2 separate regions of the Homo sapiens genome follow, and region 1 is linked to region 2. The links are chromatin contacts, found by Hi-C or POLR2A ChIA-PET in ENCODE. All regions are on one chromosome and are shown on one strand. Each heading gives the region's core, a stretch centred on a gene start or an enhancer-like site at or near the end of the contact. The rest is flanking DNA. Distances are from core to core; before and after follow the strand shown.

Evidence for each region. Hi-C counts contacts between places; a loop is a spot of excess contacts on that map. ChIA-PET counts read pairs that join two places held with the same protein, here RNA polymerase II (POLR2A). Pooled maps may share reads with other maps.
Region 1: a pooled map shows a loop between it and region 2 (2.3-fold over the local background). The contact joins the promoter of TNR here to the enhancer-like site in region 2. A Hi-C loop is called at or near these places in 2 of 168 maps with a recorded cell type or tissue (Caco-2 and posterior cingulate gyrus) and 3 of 50 pooled maps. POLR2A ChIA-PET finds 5 or more read pairs at or near these places in 1 of 52 experiments (OCI-LY7).

What each region holds. Positions count from the first base shown.
Region 1 is chr1:175,740,344-175,747,098 of GRCh38, forward strand. It overlaps TNR (tenascin R), which reads right to left and starts at 3,252. Exons shown (of 23, transcript NM_003285.3): 1 at 2,883-3,252.
Region 2 is chr1:175,670,209-175,676,658 of GRCh38, forward strand. The region is part of intron 1 of TNR (tenascin R); the gene reads right to left. Among named protein-coding and RNA genes, the nearest start is that of TNR, 70 kb to the right of the region's middle. Within about 2 kb of position 3,388, at least 3 of the 41 ENCODE cell types and tissues checked have a DNase peak (open chromatin) inside an H3K27ac peak, as active enhancers do; they include OCI-LY7, where a contact is called at or near this core.

The sequences.
Region 1 (6,755 bases), core at 2,002-4,501, 70 kb after region 2:
GGGGTATACAAGTGTACACAATTGTCAAAACTTAATCTGAATACTTAAGATCAGTGCATTTTATTATATACAAATTATATGTCATTTTTTTCAACAAAAAAAAAGTAATAATGGCGCTTTCCAGGTAAAAGATGGCAACCTATGGCCATGGAGAATAGGGCAGAACAGCTGACCTCCTCCTTCCATCTTTCCCCACCACTGCTCATCTCCCCAGTCCTGGGTGGCAGCCCAGCAGTCTCCCCTACACAGTGAAGGGGGGTTGGGCATGAGAACTTAGTGGCTTTGTCTCCAGATTGCTGGCCAGATATGATGGCCAGGAATGCTGCAGAAGTGGCATTATATGTAAAGTGAGTTTGTATCCAGTTTCCCACTCCTCTTCTAGTGGTTCTATAGGTGGTCAGAGCCCAGCCCTCTCCTGCTCCTTAGTCATCCTTGCCACATTCAGAGCCACAGAGGACTCAATGAAGGTGGTCCCAGAAAAACGTTCTTAGAGAGAACAGTCACCAAACACCCAAAGCCAAGACATCCATGGCAACATGCCCCAGATAGGGTGGCTTCAGCTGGGATTTCTGGGGCATGGTGATGTGACAATCAGGTGCACGACATCAGTTCAGCCTAGATGCCACCAGCCCAGGGTTCTCTCTTTGCAGTAAGCCCAGAGAGCTCTTTACCTGGCTCTTGGCCATCTTCTTAGCTGAGAAGTAAAGGCCAGCAGCACCTTGAGACTTCTGGCTGATTCTCATTCTTCACCAGAGAGAGGCCATTGCTCCACACTGAGTTCCCTAAAAGGCTTTGGCTGCAAGTCTATCCAATGGGGAGCAATCCATTCCTTCTCTCCTGCACATGAGCATTACTGCATTTCCTAGGTGAGGGAATATTAGCAGGCTAGAAGTTCTATTTCTGCTTTCGCTATCCTCTGGCTTCCCACTTTAAGCGTCTGTGTCTCTCCATTTATAAAATGGGTCCAATAATGTCACTGAGCACTTTTTTTTCAGAGAAAATTTAAGGGCATTAATGAGATAATGACTACTAAGTATGGTGACTTCAGTAATAAACTGTGGTTTTGGACAGGGTCCACTGCAAGGGCATAATTTTTTAAAAATCCTCAGTGATGTGTCATGCAGAAATCTATCCACTCACTTGTTCAAACTGGAAGATTTCAAGGACAGGAGGTTTGGAATGTTAAAATACTGAATGAGTCAGTGTTGGTTTCTGATGCTCTGCATTTGTCTATTTCAGTCTTTCTTCCCTACCCTTACAACCTCTGACTTCACTGTCTTCCTGGATGCATTCTACTTCCTGCCACTCTAGGGAGATGCTAAGATTTCTGGATCCAATGCCAAGCATAGTAAAAAAGAAAAGTGGTGCCATTTCACTCAGAACTGTGTCTCTCACCCAGAAGGCTCCCCAGCCAGAGGCAGAGAGTATTTTCTTCATCTTGGAGAAGGGGCCCATTGTGCTGAATTAAAAATAAGACAAAGAATCACCATTCTAGGGTCCATTTGGGGTTGGAAAGAGTGAAACCACCCCACCTTGCCTATGTATCTCCCCTGTCTCAACACACTTGAAGAAAGTGACCAGAACCATAAACAGTTAGGGGTTAAATCAAGGGAAGACTTGCTCCTACAAGAAGCCACATCTCTTTCAAGTTCCCTGTAGGATGCTGGCTCCACGGAGACTTGAATGATTGAAGGAAATCCTCAACACCACTTGTTGAATGACTCAACCAGGTAGGTGTGGCCAGGACTGAATGGGGCAGGGGCAGGCCTATAGTGTCTCCAAGACAATACCAAAGCAGATGCAGGGAATTGACTGAACATACTTCAGAGAGGCAGAAAGCAGGAGAGACAGAGTAATACCTTGCAAAAAGTAGCAGCAGTGAAGAAAGAAGTAATAATGAGCTCCTGTTTGCAGAGCCTCTCAGTGCTGGAGGAGAACAGAGTACCACTTCAAGCCCTCCTGAGTCTGGGACAAGTCTAATTTTGTTTCTGCTCACCCTAGACATATAGAGACAAACCTTTATTCTTAGTTGTTTTTCACTGCCAAATGCCCCAGAAAACAGGGCAGAACAGACTTTGTCTTCTTTCCAACCACCCATAGCCAAAGATGGCATAAAAGTGGAGGGTACCTCCTGCCTCCTTGCAAATGTAATATAACCCACACCAGCCAGTCTCTGCAAAGCTCAAGACACTAGCACTTTCCTACCACCATGAAGTCAGAAGGGACCTCAACCCCCCAAAGCCGCCCCAGCCTGAGCTTCACCTGTTGCACCTGCCCACTTACCATGGGTTCACACCAGAAGAGAAAGTAAAAGGTCAGGTTGGGCTCTCTCCACAGCAAGAGCCCAGAGAATACTAGGAAACTGACATTTTACAAAGCACCTCTTTAAAGCTCTCTCAGAGGTGCGTAACTTTTAACTCTACCTCCACTCCCAACCCCCCAGGCTTCCTTTGCAACTCTTTCCCACCATGGATGGCTTGTCGGGAGAGAGTTAAAGAAGGTGCACGACTAATTCCCCAAACCATCTCGCTTATCTACAGACAAAAAGAACAGCCTTACATGGAGACACGCAGAAACCACCCGCAATTTAGCTCAGACCTCACCTGTCTTATGCAACAGTACACACACACACACACACACACACACACACACCCGCAAGGCCAGAGTCCAATCCCCCTTTAATTCGGTAAACATAGTTTTGCGCCTTTCTTTTCCCTACGCAGAACCCGACTCTACTGGCAGCAGAGAAATAGATGTAACCCTAGTGCCAAATGCCTTGCAGAACACACAGATACACAGGAACCAAAATGCATCTCATAGCTCTCCTTGGTGCTGAAATCACGTTAGCCAGAAAATCAAAGGAGCGAGTGCTCTGGACTTACCCAGGCTGGGGGTGGGCGGCCGGGGAGCGAGAGGAGCTTCCTGGGAAGAAAATTCTTGCTTGCTCAGGCTGGAGCCAGCTGATGCGCTCACCTAGAGAGCCCTCCTCTTTCCCTTCTCTTCCCTTCCTCCTATTCTGGGAGGAAGAGACAAGGCTCCACGAAAGAAATGAAACCCAAGCTGTCAGGGCTACGGGTGGAAGGAGAATGAGGAGGCAACCAAAATAAGATCAAAAAGTCAGGTGGCTTCACTCCACTAGTGGTAATTCCTTGGGTCAGAGAGGACCCCCTTCTCTCACTCTCCCTGGGTCTGCCCGTCTCCTCTGGGTGTTGAGCCAACAGCCTTAGCACAGTCGGTTCCTGCCTCTGACGTGAAAGAGAGGAGGAAGCCTGGGACTGCTTTGCTGTCTCTCTCTCTCTCTCTCTCTCTCTCTCTCTCTCTCTCTCTCTCTCACGCGCTCTCTCTTTTCCCCTCTTGCTGAAATTTCAGCAGCATGATTTTTTTAAGCCTCCGTTTTTTCCATCCCCCTACAAGCAGCCCCCTAGTGGACAGAAAAGAAAAGCATCCTAAATCCTCTTGAACAGTCCAGATTCAGGCACAGAAATACTCCCCGCACCCAACTCTTGGAGCTGCCTCTGCATAGGCAGGGTCCTGAAGAAGATAGAGGCTTCCCTCTGACCAACCCAGATAAGAAGAGAAAGGGAGAGGATGGAAGCTTTTGCAGATCCTTTGCCCATGATTGAAGGAGAAATCCAGGGTGGAATGGGTTGGGATAGAATGTTTTGGAATAAGGTCAGTTGTGGGGTTCTCAAGTGGTTTGAGGTCCGGGCTCAGCAGAAGGAACCCTCCAAAAAGTCAGCGTCTGCAGCCAGGTGAAGTATGTGTATACGTAGCACAACCCAGGCATGGGAATGCCTAAAGAGGCAGAGGATACAGGGAGCTGGCCCTTCATCCAACTCCACAATATAGCTTTTTTGTAAAGCTAGTAAGAAAAATATCTGAAAAGATATGGCCTGAGATCATCTCAGAAGTAGAGACAGAAGTGACCTTGATGCACATTTATGGAGAACCTTGGCAGAGAAGGGGCATCAAGGGGTCACTGCTCATAGGCTCATAAGGGATATCTAACATTCTCTTTTAAATGTACAGCCACACAGCCTCCCGGAAAGAGTCCTAATACTTACATCTAAAAATCTGAGTCCTGGTTTCAGACTGCCACTTGCTTACTGGACATTTTGCTTCTCTATGGCTCAATTTTACTGTTTGTAAAATGTGGATAATGCTGCCCCCTCCCTACTGAATAGGAATGCTAAGGGACTGGAATGATATAGAAACATAGAACCTCAGGATTGGCAGGGAATTTAAAGGTAATCTTATACAAACACTCTTCTTATATTTGATTCACTCCTGGCAAATAACAATAGCTAACATTTATAGAGTGTTTATACCAGGTGCTAGGCACTGTTATAAGCCCTTACATGTATTAGCTCATTTAAGCCATACAATAACTCTATAATGCAGAGGCTATTATTGCTACTCTATAGACTGGGAACTGAGTAACAGAGGAATGAAATAACTTTCCAAAGATCACACAACTAGTGAGTGTCAGGGATGGTAATGGAACCTGAGCCATCTGACCCTGGAGCTTCCTCATTGAATTACCATGTTCTATAAATGTACACTTCAGGAGTGACATTTGAAGTAAATAGAAGATAGCACCACAGTTATCATTGCTTTTATTTATGACAAAGTGCCTAGATTGTTACAATAAATTTATATGTGGCTGAGTTTTTAAAATAAAATATTTACCACTAGGGGTGCCAAACAAACTGTGGAAATTGCTATTACCGATGAGAATCTCCTAAGAAAATTAATTCTCTTGGTGATTTGGGTAGTTTCACATATACAAAACTGGCTTTAAATCTTATAAAATTGGAAACTATTGGGTTTTAACATCAGTTCAGAAGACACATCACTCAATTTCTGTACCAAAAGCAAATTATTGCCCACTGCCTAACACAGTGCAAGAACGGAGCCAGCAATTTGAAGAGCTGAAACGTTGTAATGCATTCAGGTAATAAACGCTCAGTGAGAAATTGACATTTTCTTCAGAATCTCAGAATTATGAATTCCTTAGCTGAGGTGGCTTACTTTTTCTGGCTTTTTTTTTTTTTTTGGGTGAAAAGTGGATGAAGTAGGACAAAGATGGTAGGTGACAATTAACAAATCATGGTCCCTGTCCTCAACAGAGTTACCAGTTCCTCAAAGGGGGAAAGAAAGAGCAAGACACAAATGATTACAATTCAAGGACTAAGTGCCAAGAATTTGGGCAGTGAGCACATGGAAAACACAACTAACTTGATCTTTGAGGGCTAGGGGAATTCCTAAGGTATGCAGCATCTAAGCTGAGGCCTGAATAATCAGAAGTCTTCCCAGCAAAAAGTGGGTGAGAGAATTAAGCTGAAGGCATAGCATGTGCAAACTCATGGAGGAGGGAAAGGGGAAAGAGCATAGTAGGAAACTTTCAAAGAAAGTATTACCCTTCCACTGACAAATGGGGAATCTGAGGCTCATAAAAGTTAAGTGGCTTGCTCAAGTTCACACATCTAATAAGTATAGAACCCAAATCAAATGCACATCTATTTGACTCTAAAGTCATCCCCTTTGTGAAGCATGATGATATCTTCTCTCATCACTTAGAAGTGCCCACACCATTTAATAGAGTGTTTCAATAACATAGAAGCTAACATAACCGAGTGAGGGTGTAGCATCTACCAGGAAGCTGGAAGTATGATCTGTTACTATTAGATGAGAAACCCATAAAAAAGGCACTAGTCAGTTCAAAAAAAGGGGAAATTTAGGGTGCTAGTATTTTTTTTCTGGTGGATGTACAATTATTAAATGTATTGGGAAGTAGGAATATTTCAGAAGTACGGAGACATCAGAGACTTGGATTTGAAATGAAGATGAATGTAGAAACGGCTAAAAGAAGGTTTCAGATTAAGTGCTCTGGGAGCCCAGAGGAAGGAAAGGTCCTTCTGCCTAGGAGGGGTTATGGGAGACTTCACCTGGGAAGTGGCCATTCATCTGGACCGTAAAGAATGTAGGTTCAGGAGACTGCTCCATTGCACCTAGACATTTTATAAATAGAAACATGAGATCCGAGTTTTCTTAATGAATAGTGAGACACTGATTAGAGGGAGAGTAGAAAGAAGATCATTGTAGACAGAAAGATGTGAAGCTTTGGAATATGGATGGGTTTGGGAAGAGTAGAAGAGAAGTGAGATTGATGGATGAATTTGATTTTGGATATGTCAGGCTTTGGGAGAGTGAGCTTATATACTATAATAGAGCTGTCCTGGCAGTGGCTGGAGTTCTGGAGCTCAGATGAGAGATCTGGATTGGTGATTTAGATCTGGAGCCCATTTACATGGACATAATAGTTGCTGGATGGAGACCACCAACAGGAGAGAAAACAAAGAAGACTGAGGGCAGAATCTCAACCCTATTTCCTTGACCTCTGGATCAAGTTTTATATTTCTTCTTTAGTCCTTGTAGCTGAAGTGCTTGATACCCAGAAAATAGCCTGAAAATACTTACTGATTGGCTCATAACAATAACCAAATATGTAGTTGAAGATGATATTGGGACTGAGATCAGTTACTTGTTCTTTGGATCAGTTACTGGTTTCTTGGCTTCTGATCTACTTCTAATGACAAGACCCCTCAATCACCATTCCTCTTTGGAAGCTGGTAATCATTGGCCCCTGGATCTTTTGTTTGTTTGTTTGTTTGTTTGTTTGTTTGAGATGGAGTCTCACTCATTCTGTCACCCAGGCTGCAGTGCAGTGGCGCGATCTCGGCTCACTGCAACCT
Region 2 (6,450 bases), core at 2,138-4,637:
CCAGGGGCACGAGGCTGGTTACTTCATTAACCCCTGAGAGCTGTCAAAGCCCATTTGGGGATTTCAATCACATCAGGATCTGGTCATCCAGGGTGTGAGAGCCTCAAACCTAGGGCAGGAAGTCTGGTGGGAAGAACCTGTTGAGTTCCTGGGACCACAGCATCCCTCAGAAGAGGGTAAAAAAGGCAGAGGTGGGTAGCATCTGAACAACAAGGAAAAAAAGCATTTTAATCCCATGTTGGCAATTTGTGAGCTCAGAGAGTTTGGTAAGTAAGTTTTCAATCTGGTAATTGCTTGTACATTTACTTATTCAGCTATCATTTAGTGAGCACTTACCAGGTGGTAGATGCAGCTCCACACGGGAACACAAAGTGCCACAAGTGATTGAGATGAGCAGGCCCAGGTCGCTGGGGACAAGAGGAGCAGCTGCATAACCTCAGAGGGGAGGGGTTCTCATAAGGGATGACAATTGGGATGAATTTTTGATGACAAATAAAGTTAGGAAAGAGCATGACATTTTCAGGAAAGCGTGAATGGTTTTAGAGAGAGGGGGATGTGGATACGGGAGGGTCGGATGGACCTAAAAATGTGGAAGAGGTCAAATTATCAAACGCTTATACCCTGGACTAAAGATATTAATGTTGTTCTGAAATCCATGGGGAGCCAGTGACAGTCTGAATATGGGCAAGTACAAAATCAGGCTTAAATCTGGGAAAGATCACTCTGAGAGTGCTCTGTGGGGGGTAGGTTGGAGGAAGAATGAGTTACAAGCTATTAAAATAATTCAGGTGAAGGATGATGATGGCTGGAACTCAGGCCATGACATGGAGATGGAGAGAGGAGGACAGGATGGAGAGAGAGTTTTGAGGGAGGAAGAACATCGTGAGTGGGTACTGAACACCCGTAGGGGTATCTAAGTCTAGGAAGAGAGACTGGCCAAAGTTGAGCCCACTGAGGGTGAGAGGTGCAGGCTTGGGGGAAAGACGATGGGCCAGCTTTGGACATGTTGGGTTTAAGTTTTGAGGAGCCTGTGACCACCCAGGTCATGGTGCCTACTGAACTCCTCCTTTATGCTCAGTTCTCAGGAGCCAGGAGATGCAGAGACATAGCCTCACCCAGCAGCTGACACTGTGCAGCCAGGCAGACTTGCTGCCTTTTGGGCAAGCTGGCCATGCTGAGGAGCACTGATCATCCAAGAGTGAGGGAGTGGGGACTGCCCTGACCCTTTCTGGGTTGGCAGAAGCCATTTAGTACCCCTGGCACTTCTACCACCTTGCCAGGGCCCCTGAATGGGTATGGTGATGCCAGTCTTCACTCAGCATCGTGGCAGTGACAGGTGGCAAGGGCATAAGTTTGCTGGATATCATAGTACAGCAAGTGAAATTTGAATCTCAGATAAACAATAAACAAATAAATGTTCAGTATAAGTATGTTTCCAAAATTGTGTGGGATACACTTATACTTAAAAAGTATTCATTGTTTACTAAATTCAAATTAACTGGGTTTGTCATATTTTTATTTGCTAAATCTAATGACTCTACAAGGGAGTGAAGCAAGGCTTACCTCCAGGAACTGATCCTACTAGGCACATAAAATTGCACTTGTGATAGTAGTAGCAACATAATTACTCGGGCAGCCCAAGCTGGCACCTGTAGGCCCTGCCACATGCTCTCCTTATCCAAGGGAGTCTTATGAGCTGTACCTGTGTGTGTGTGTGTGTGTGTGTGTGTGTGTGTGTGTGTTGGAGAGGGGGAAAGGAATACCAATCTTTAACTGAAGGGCACAGGCTTTGGCATCAACACACTAGTTGGCTCATAGCAGAACCCCAATAAATATTTGAATAAAGAGATGGATGGATAGATTCAAATTGCTGCTCCACAAGCAGAATGACTTTGAACAAGTTACTTATCTCTCCGTCTCAATTTCCTCATTAGTAAAATGGGGACATTAAAACCTTCTTGCAGAAGTATTATGAAGACCAAATTTAAAATCTTGTGTGAAGTGTCAAGCACAGGCACTCAACAAATGTCCCATCCCTGCCCTGCCTCCCCTGGTCAGCCAGCTTGCATTCCCCCACCCTATCTACCTGTGGCCAACATGAACCAGGAGATTCTCATGGATATAGCATCCTTCTGTAGTTGCCACCCTGACTTTGGCCCATGAGCTGGGACAACTCAGGGACTGGGCCTGAAGTAGGAATAGAGATGTGCTGACTTCCACCATTTGATTTTATTTTTTTAATGTAGTGAGTAGAAGGTGGGGCAATCACAAGTGTTGTTCTCCCTAAGTGAGGATAAACTGTCTTTGTAAATTAATATCCATTGACTGACAAGCCTTCACTCTCCATCCAAAGGCAGTTTCTGCAGGCCTTCTCAGTGAAGACAGCCACATACAGGCCACAACCTGTGCATTCACAGAGGTGAATTCTAACCAGACAAGAGGATATCCCACAGCTCTTTTTGCTGACAGCACTTGAGAAACTTCCAAACCACTCCCCAAGCCAAATGAGACCTGGGGTCCCACTGTTTCAGGTGTGCTGAGGAGGAGGAAGCAGGTGCATCCTTCAGGGCTTGGGTGTGATTTATCATTGTCATCAGCTTGCATTCATATTCCCTTTTCAATTCTACAGTACCTTCTGCAATGCTGCTTCCTGCTAGGTTCGTCACTACTCTTTTCCCCCAATCAACAGACTCACTTCTTATTCCAAGTCTGCATGTCTCTGCTCATTCCTCTGCTTGGAAATGCCCTGCCACAGCGCTGCTCCAAGGCCTCTTCTGAGTTCCAGCTAAGGCTGAGCAGCATCCTCTGACCTCTGAAGCCACACAGGGCCCTTACCAGTCTCAGAGTTCCCAAAGCAGGTGCATCTGCATCCTTCACCTGGGTCCCTTACTAAAATCTGGTTTGAGCTTACTAAGAAACTAGTTCCTCTGAATGCCTTGTCCCCTCAACCTGAATGGCAAGCTCTTGGAGGGAAAGGCAGAATGGGACGTTTCTTTCCTGTCCTTCTCAAGCCCGAGCCTGCACTGACCCAGGAGGAAGCACTCAATGGATGATTAGAGAATGGATGAAACAATGGAGAGCCAGCACCAAGCATGTTCATTTGTCCCGAGAATTAGCATGGCTGCAAGCCTTATGGGGAGGCAATTAAACAGACAGGGATCCTGCCCTTCAGGGGTTTATAAACTAAGACAGACAAGATGACTCTGATAGAGAATGTAGAAGCATTCAGAGGAATGAGCAGGTGCTGGATAAACAGTTAAGTGTTTGCTTTATGTGGAAGTAAAGGGGCAAGCATATGTAGGGTGCTGGAAGAATAAAAAGGGAGTCTCAAATGTGAGCTCATTCATTTAGTCTTTCAACAAAGGCTTCTAAGTGCCTCCTCTGAACTCAGCTCCATGCTGCTAGCTGAGGATGTGCGGATGAATGAGTCTTGCTTCCTGCCCCTCAGGGCCTCACAATCGAAGTGAGTAAACACTTCCCCTCATCCAGACAGAACAAGACAGCCTTCTTTGCAAGGTCAGATTTTAAGATCTGCTGGTACGGGAGGGTAGAATTAGAAAGAACTGAGAGTGCAGGGCATTTTGGCATGCCAATCATAATAAAAAGCAATCAGTGTATAGTTATTACCGGTCGACAGAGCCACAAAAGATGCACCCAAAGAACAAGAAACTCAAAACAACAAAAAACCACATCGGAAGACTTGAAGTGGCTAAGTACATAGTGCCATCCACCTAGGAGGTGCTGGAGGCACTGATGCCTAAACTTCCCCTTCACCCTCTCACTGCAGGGCCCAGCACTGTGGAATAATAGTGCTGTGTGCCTCAACTCTTCCCCATCCTGGTGGCAAAGAGGAAACAAGGGAGAAGGATATGGTGGTGCAGGGAACTGGGGGAGTGAGGGTCTAAAACCAGGTGCCCATTAAACAGGGCCTGTGTGTGCCCAGCTTGACCAGGGAGGAGATGCAAAGGGAGGAGTCCTACCTGGGGAAAAGTTAAAGGAAAAGGGAAAAGGGCCAAGGAAGTGTAGAAAGAAAGGCTGGGGATGCAGGGATGAATGCTCATTTTCTTTTCTTTTTACCATGAGATAGCTCCCCTCCTGAGCAATTCTGTTTAAAATGGAACAGAAAGACATAGCTCTGAATGGCAGCTCTGGCGTGGAGCTGGACCCCTGGAAACCACAACCCAACTCCATCAAAGTCCATTCTTTATATTTGAGCTGAAAAGCCTCCCACCAGGCTTAAGCTGTCAATCTTGCCCTTCTCTACCCTGCAGCCCATCTCACTTCACTACATGCACATGTGCACATGAATGTGCACACACAGCACACATGCCCCATACTGGCCTTACTACATCACTCTGTGGGGTTAGGGGGAGCAGTATGTTGGAGACCAGGGTGGCCAACCAACCCCTTTGCTAAACTGAGACAGTCCTGGGCCATCTAGACGCTTGTTCACCCTACAGTAGCCTGACTCCTCCAGGCTCAAACAGCAATGTCCTAGCGCCAGGCCAGGTGGCCTCCCTGGGTAGTTCCTCCCCAGGTTCCCTCTGCCTTCTCAGTCCTGCTCCTCTTATGCATCCCTTGACAGAGAGGAGAGGACCAGGCCCCCCAGCATCAATCTGCTGGACTTCAGAAAACCTGTCCTGCTGTGATGGATTTTTTAATTGGATTGTGACAAACATTTAATACCTAATAGAGCTCTTACCCGCACAGCTAATTAAGAATGTGACTAATCTAATTTAGTGGGAGTGCAGAAAAAAAGAAGGAAAAGCCAGGAGAAGGGGGAGCAGGATTTGGGGAGATGGGGGTGGCTGGAGTTGCAAAATGACTATTGAGCTTATTTTTTGTTCAGGGTGAGGTGGGGACTCTGACATATAATGTAGAAAGATTGCATTAAGTTTGCAAGACAGGAGCAAAATGTTGGCAAGTTGCAGAGCAGCCAGGCAGACAAGGACCTCTCTTAGCTTCTCACTCTGTCCCATTGTGCATATCGGCTTGTCGCCGCTGGCTTGTTAGCAATGCCTGAATGAACGGGCTTTGTGGATCCTCTAAAGCTCTATGGATAACGGCTGAGTATTACAAGCCTCGTTACTGAACCTGCCTCACAGAGGGTAGCACGGCTTGGCACTGCCAACCCAGAGCCAGTGGGCCCCGTAACCCTTTGTGGAACCCCACTGTCATGGCAGACAGCAGTGTGAACACAAATATTGCATTCATGACTCCCCTTAACCACACAGGTGCATGCACACACAATCGCATTGTGTGAGTGTGCAGTGTATACATGCTCCATAAGTGTATGCTGTACACTTCAAGCATGCAGGTATCATGGTGGTTCCACACAGCAGAAATGCATGCAGAAGCATGTAAGGTGTACACACAGATGGAGTTACCAGCAGAGTAATGCACATGGGGCATATCTGCACATCCTTCATAGGTACATGACCTGAACATAGGACCCCTTCTGTCTACGAGAAAAGTTTATCTCTTCCTTAGCCTTGCTGCTACCTAAGCAGGAACCTCCCACTCTCCCCCTGAGGTCTAAGTGTCTGCTTTCTGGGTGGGATGGGGCATAGCTATTAGACAGCTGTCACTTTCATTCTGGCAGGTAGCTCCATGTACAGGGGTGGGGAGGGGGCTTCTGGGAGGACGCTGGGCTGGTGTTCTGTGACTCTAGGCAATGAAAGATGCCCTGGAAACACTGGATTCTGTCAACATCACACCTGATTGTGGGGAGGATGTGAAAGGGAGGGCTCAGTGTCAGGGTTACCTTTCAAAGGGAGTGGTGGGGGGAAATATTAATCCATAATATGCATGGTGCCATAGTAACTGCTGGGGAAGAAGAACTATTTTGAGTTTCTCTGTGTTGCAGCACAGTGCAGGCACTGCACTGAGCTTTACAAATGTACAGCTTTCATATTCTGATCTTTAATGGCAGGTGATAAGATTAGGGCAAGAAAGCTGCGATTTAACAGTTTCCAGGCACTTGATATCTCACCAGAGCTCAGCTACCAGTTGTCTGCATTAATCCCCAAGGCAAACCTGAGAGGCAGGTGGGTGGAATTGAGCTACCTTTTATCTCAGAAAAGGGAAAAGCCAAACCCCTTGAACATCAGTTTCTGGAGGGCAAGAGGGCTCTTTCCCCAGCGTGCACCTCACCACCTCCATACTCAGCTCCGAGCCAACTGAAGCCCTCACTTTAACTGTCCCTCCAGAGAAAGGCCAGGGCACCTCCCAGCTAACCTGGTGAGTGTTGAGACCAGCAAGCGGAGCAGGCCATGCAGACCTGGCTGTGTGTGCAGAGTTGGGACAGCTGGCAGAACTCTCATTGGAACTGAAACAAAGGACAAGTCTCCCAATAGGACTGAAAAGAGATTGGGGATGAGGATCACAGCTGGAAAGGCCAGAAGACTCACCAGCAACAACCAAAAATGCTAGAAAAGAGGAAAAGCAGCC